2 separate regions of the Homo sapiens genome follow, and region 2 is linked to region 1. A link is an interaction called in ENCODE POLR2A ChIA-PET data of the cell type or tissue named here. Cell type or tissue: OCI-LY7. All regions are shown on one strand. Each heading gives the region's core, and the rest is flanking DNA. Links, peaks and the distances in the headings are about the cores only. Region 1 overlaps NUMA1 (nuclear mitotic apparatus protein 1). Region 2 overlaps RNF121 (ring finger protein 121).

Region 1 (2,818 bases), core at 142-2,641:
TTTTAACCATTATTTTGTAAAACCAAAATTTGGGAGAGAATGCGAGGAGAAATTAAAAAGATCACTGATATTACCTAAATGACCCTATTACTTAAAATGACCTTTTGAAGTAAGAGGAAATGAAACAAGTTACACTGAGTTCCTCCACTGATGATATGGGGAGGATGACACCTTTCCTGCCTGCCGTATAGGAACTGAATGGCTTAAAATTCTCTGGAGAAATGACTTCTTTCATGGCCAGGATCTTCAGAAGGGTACAATCTAGAGGGGAGAATTGGCCTTCCTTTCCCACAATGGTCAGGGGCCCTAGCTCTCAGCAGTTTGTTCGACTTGCTGGAAATGTGCAGCTGCTTCCTAGCGAATCTGCTAGCAAAAGGGAAGGAGACACCTGTGTTGTGTTGTGTGGTGTGGTGTGATGTGTATGTGTGTTTGTTGGGGGTGTTTAGCAGCAGACATAGTGGAGTTTGCTTTGGTTTTGTATTATTGTGGTGTGTGGGTAGGAACTACATTGTCAAAATCATTGAAGGACAGTAGGAACCAGATGAAATTAAATAAGGGGCCAGGCATGGTGGCTCATGCCTATAATCCCAGCACTTTGGGAGGCAGAGGCAGGATTACTTGAGCCCAGGAGTTTGAGATGAGCTTAGGCAACATGACAAGGCCCTGTCTCTACAAAAAATACAAAAATTAGCCAGGTGTGGTGGTACCTGCCTGTGGTCCCAGCTACTCAGGAGTCTGAGGAAGGAGGATCGCTTGAGCCTGGGAGGTTGAGGCTGTGGTAAACTGTGATTGTACCGCTGCACTCCAGCCTGGGCAACAGAATGAGGCTCTGTCTCAAAAAAAAAAAAAAAAAAAAAAAGAAAAGAAACAAGGAAGACGAAGAGTAGTGCATAGAAAATCTTTTAGTGTTGCAACCCATAAGTAAAGATAAGTCTTTTGACTTCATTTGAGTGTTTTGGGCTCTTTCCTTTGGGATTATATACCAGACCTATACTGCATATAAAGTTATTTGAAAATGAGCCACACACTGTAACATAGCCATGCTCTGGCTGTGGCCAATTAGACCATAACTAATCCCCACTGAGAAGCTTTTCTTTTTTTGTTTTGAGACAGGGTCTTGCTCTATCACCCAGATTTTGGAGTGCCGTGGTGTGATCATAGCTCACTGCAACCTCGAACTCCTTGGTTCAAGGGGTCCTCCTGCCTCAGCCTCCCAAGTAGCTGGAACTACAGGCACACAGCACTGTGCCTGGCTAATTTTTAATTTTTTAAATTTTTTTAGACAGTCTTGCTCTGTCGCCAGGCTGGAGTGCAGTGGCACGATCTCGGCTCACTGCAGCCTCCAACTCCTTGGTTCAAGTGATCTCCTGCCTCAGCCTCCTGAGTAGCTGGGATTACAGGCACACGCCACCACGGCCAGCTAATTTTTGTATTTTTAGTAGAGATGGGGTTTCACCATGTTGGCCAGGACAGTCTCGATTCTCCTGACCTCGTGATCCGCCCGCCTCGGCCTCCCAAAATGCTGGGATTACAGGTGTGGGCTACCGTGCCTAGCCTAATTTTTTTTATTTTTTGTAGAGATGGGGTCTCGCTAAGCCTTCCTAAGTACTGGGATTGCAGGCATGAGCCACTGTGCCCAGACCTGAGCTTTTCTTTAGTTTTTAACTCTTGTTTTTTTTGTGTGTGTGCGTTTTGTTTTTTCGACATGGAGTCTCACTCTGTCTTCCAGGCTGGAATGTGGTGGCACAATGGCAGTTCACCACGGCCTTGGCCTCCCAGGCTCAAGCAGTCCTCCCACCTCAGCCTCCTGAGTATCTGGGATTACAGGTGCATGCCACCACAACTGGCTATTTTTCTAATTTTTGTAGAGATGGAATCTCGCCATGTTGCCCAGGTTGGTCTCGAACTCCTGGGCTCAAACAGCAAGCAGTCCACCACCTTCAGCCTCCCAAAGCACTGGGATTACAGGTGTGAGTCACTGTGCTTAGGCAAGTTATTGTTTCTGTTTAGACCCCAGTAGTAAATATTTTAGGCTTTGCAGACCATGTGGTTGTAACTACTCACCTCTGCCATTGGAGAACAAAAGCAGCCATAGACAATACTTAAATGAATGGGCGTGGCTACGTTTTAGTAAAACCTGATTTACAAAATATGGGCTGCTAACTTATAGGCCATAGTTTGCTGGCTGCTGGTAGGGGGAATTACACTTGACAGAAAGAGGCCTAGTTTTGATGGGAAATTGTTAAAAAAACAGCTTTGATGTCTGGACTTACTGGTTGTGTCACTCTAGCATCTCTGAACCCTCATGTTTAAAATCAAAATGGTAATACCTTTCATAAGAAATAAGAATGAACAGTTGCATATGTGAGGAGATGTTTAACTTTTCTGGAAATAAGATATAAATTAAAACAATAATATATTCTATCTTATATATTGATAAAATATATTGGTAGAAGGGTGTAGATGGGAATTTTTATCCTCTGTTGGTGAGACTATAAACTAGTACACAGTTTTAGATGGTAATTTGGGAATATCTGTTGACATTTAAAATACACAAGCTTTTCAACCCATTAATTCTAATTATTGGTATATATCCTAGAGAAATATTAGCTTGTGTGTAAAATTAGAGATGTGCTGCCAGTGTTATCAATACAGCATTCTTTGACATGCAAAACACTGTGAACAACCTAAATGTCCAGATGTAGCAAAATGGGAAAATAAAGTTGTGGCACATTCTTACATAGGATTTTTTCAAGCTTTTAAAAGTTTAAGGAATTGCCAGCCATGATAGCTCACACCTGTAATCCCAGCACTTTGG
Region 2 (2,818 bases), core at 181-2,680, 67 kb after region 1:
TAACCACTGTTTACCTAAGAGTGGCTCTGATCTGTGGGAAAGGGTAGGGAAGGTGGCCCTCTTGTGGCTCTCCTACACTCAAGGGTCTGGACAGCATGCCTAGGGTCATGACCACCCTCTTTCTCTCTCTCACTACAGTGTGCAGATTGCAGGAGAGATGTGGCCCAGGAGCTCGAGGCAGGATACACATGATTGCAGGACAGCCTATACGTGTTCTCAATGATCCCCTCTTCACTGACGTCCACAAAGATCTGCTGCCCACACACAGCACACACACTGTCTGAAAGATGTTTGGTAGGCATGCCCGACTCGCTGTAGAACTGAAGGAGAATAGCAGGAAGGAAAGATAGGAAAAGATGTGAGAAGCAGCCAAAGTAGGAAGCTCCACAGAGACCTCAGGCCTTCTAGAGAAGAGGCACAGTGGCAGCGGGAGGCCCAGAGTTAGAGGACATCTTTTTTTTTTTAAACTGTTTAGAAAAGGTAATCTTTTACAAGTCAAATCGACCTCATCTTTGCTGGGCAGATGGGGAGAAGTGACCAGACTAGAGACAGTTGGGAAGTTAGATGTAACAGAACCTATAAACTGGGCTGGATCAGCACCAAAGGATAAGGGGAAGGGGAGGGAGAAGGACTTGGGGCTGGTGATCAAAAGCTGTGTCAGGCAAGCCATTCTGTCGCCAGACTATGGTTCCACCAGAAATGGACAACAATATTCTCCAACATTTAAAACAGTGAAATATTAAGTGCCATGTTGGTTTGGTGACAAGGGCATTCTCAGACATTTGTGGCAGCAGCAAAAGGGGTTCAAGCCTTTCAGATAGGATTTAGCATGGTATCTCAAATTGTTGCACCTTTTGACCCATTAATTTCACTTCAAGGAATTTAAAGAAATAAGAGGAGGCTGGGCGCGGTGGCTGACGCCTGTAACCCCAGCACTTTGGGAGGCCAAGGAGGGCGGATCACGAGGTCAGGAGATCGAGAGCATCCTAACTAACACAGTGAAACCCCGTCTCTACTAAAAATACAAAAAATTAGCCAGGCATGGTGGGGGGCGCCTGTAGTCCCAGCTACTCAGGAGGCTGAGGCAGGAGAATGGCGTGAACCCGGGAGGCAGAGCTTGCAGTGAGCCGAGATCGCACCACTGCACTCCAGCCTGGGCAACAGACCGAGACTCCATCTCAAAAAAAAAAAAAAAAAGAGGAAGTGTCAAAGAAGCTTCATGAATACAGATATTCACTTAAGCATTATCATAATTAAGAAAGCAAAGAGTTTGGCATGTCCTCAAAAAGTTAAACATAAAATTACCAAATGACCAAGCAATTCCATTCTCGGTATAAACCCAAAAGATATGAAACTAGGGACTAAACACACTTAAACGCCAGTGCTCACAGCGTTACTCACAGTAGCCAAAAAGTGGAAACAACTCAAGTGCCTATCCACAGATGAATGAATAAACCAAATGCGGTGTCACACACAATGGAATACTATTCAGCCATATAAAGGAATGATACATTCTATACATGGATGAACTCTGAAAACACTACGCTAAGTGAAAAAAGCCAAAGGGACAAATATTGTATGATTCCATTTACATGAAATATCTACAATAGGCATGTTCACAGAGATGGAAAGTATATTAGAGGTAAACCAGGGCTGTGGGAAGGGGTAATGAGTTACTGCTTAATGGGCAGAGTTTCTGTTTGGGATGAAGAAAAATTTTGGAATTAGACAGTGAAAATGTTGCAGAACACTGCAAATGTAATTAATGCATGAATTGTATACTTCAAAATGGTCAAAATGGTGACATGGTCTAGAAATCTCTTCTGGGGAGTAAACTGGTTAAAGGAAGATCCAATGTCTACACAAATAGGTAAGAGGGAAATGAAGGTAAAGCACAAGACAGTTGTTCAAAAAGGAACCTAATAAACTGTCAATAAAGTGATCCAATGTACTGTTTTCAATTTGATCCAGTAGAGAAAAAATTAGAATATTCCCATGATACTGAGGGACAAAGTCCCTGGCCTTAAACGGTACTAGATTAAAGTTACCCAAGGTGATGGAAATATTCCTTCTTGGGGTGGGGTCTTGGGGGATGACACTGAGACAGGGAGCACTTCTGTGTTGTTTAAATAATTACAAAGAGAACATACTACTTTTATAAACAGCAAAACAATAAAGATATATTTCCATTCTGAAAAAAAAAATAGAAATATTTACTTGCGTTTCTCAGATTGGCTGTTAATTTACCCATATTTAAGCATCTCTCCGTGATGTCCACCTGCTGCTCTTGCAGCATTTCCTATCTCAGTGAAAGGTACTACCATCCAAGCAGTTGCCGAATCAGAAATCTCAGCTTTGAAACCTATATTTCCTTTGTATTTTTCCCTTCAGTCTTCAGAACCAAACTATATCTAAGTCCAAAATACTTCTCAAATACAGTATGTCCTCACTTCACTGACAGTTTCTTGGAAACTGTGACTTTAAATGAAACGACATATAACAAAACCAATTTTACCACAGGCTAATTGATAGAAACAAGAGTTCAGTTCCTGTGTCATATTTCTGTCACAAAGACATCACTAAACCTCTATTTAAGAGACACCAAATTGTCTCTTAAGTAAAGACTCAAAACACTTTTAATATTAAATGTTGAAATGAAATGTGTAGCTTTACACATACAGTTAAAGATTAACAAAGCAAGTATGAAAGCTTCCCCAATTTTTGGTAAAGCAGTAAGTGACAGTGGCTGTTGTTGTAGCGGCTGTGGGTTAAATCAAGGAATAAGAGTTCACAAAGTAAAAATTGTAAGGAGCAACTC

The links. ChIA-PET counts read pairs that join two places held together with the same protein. Peaks named below come from ENCODE experiments on the same cell type or tissue, not always from the same donor. Only the 100,000 strongest peaks of a DNase experiment are listed, where the experiment ranks them.
Region 2: POLR2A ChIA-PET joins it to region 1 with 14 read pairs; 8 of 35 experiments call an interaction of 5 or more read pairs at or near these places.

What each region holds. Positions count from the first base shown.
Region 1 is chr11:72,059,527-72,062,344 of GRCh38, reverse strand. All of the region lies in intron 2 of NUMA1 (nuclear mitotic apparatus protein 1), which reads left to right. Among named protein-coding and RNA genes, the nearest start is that of MIR3165, 11 kb to the left of the region's middle. In OCI-LY7, for the core only: no CTCF peak of the experiment used is centred there; no DNase peak of the experiment used is centred there; H3K27ac peaks cover 458 bases.
Region 2 is chr11:71,992,221-71,995,038 of GRCh38, reverse strand. It overlaps RNF121 (ring finger protein 121), which reads right to left. Exons shown (of 9, transcript NM_018320.5): 7 at 187-320. Among named protein-coding and RNA genes, the nearest start is that of IL18BP, 5.3 kb to the left of the region's middle. In OCI-LY7, for the core only: no CTCF peak of the experiment used is centred there; a DNase peak (open chromatin) is centred at 1,332.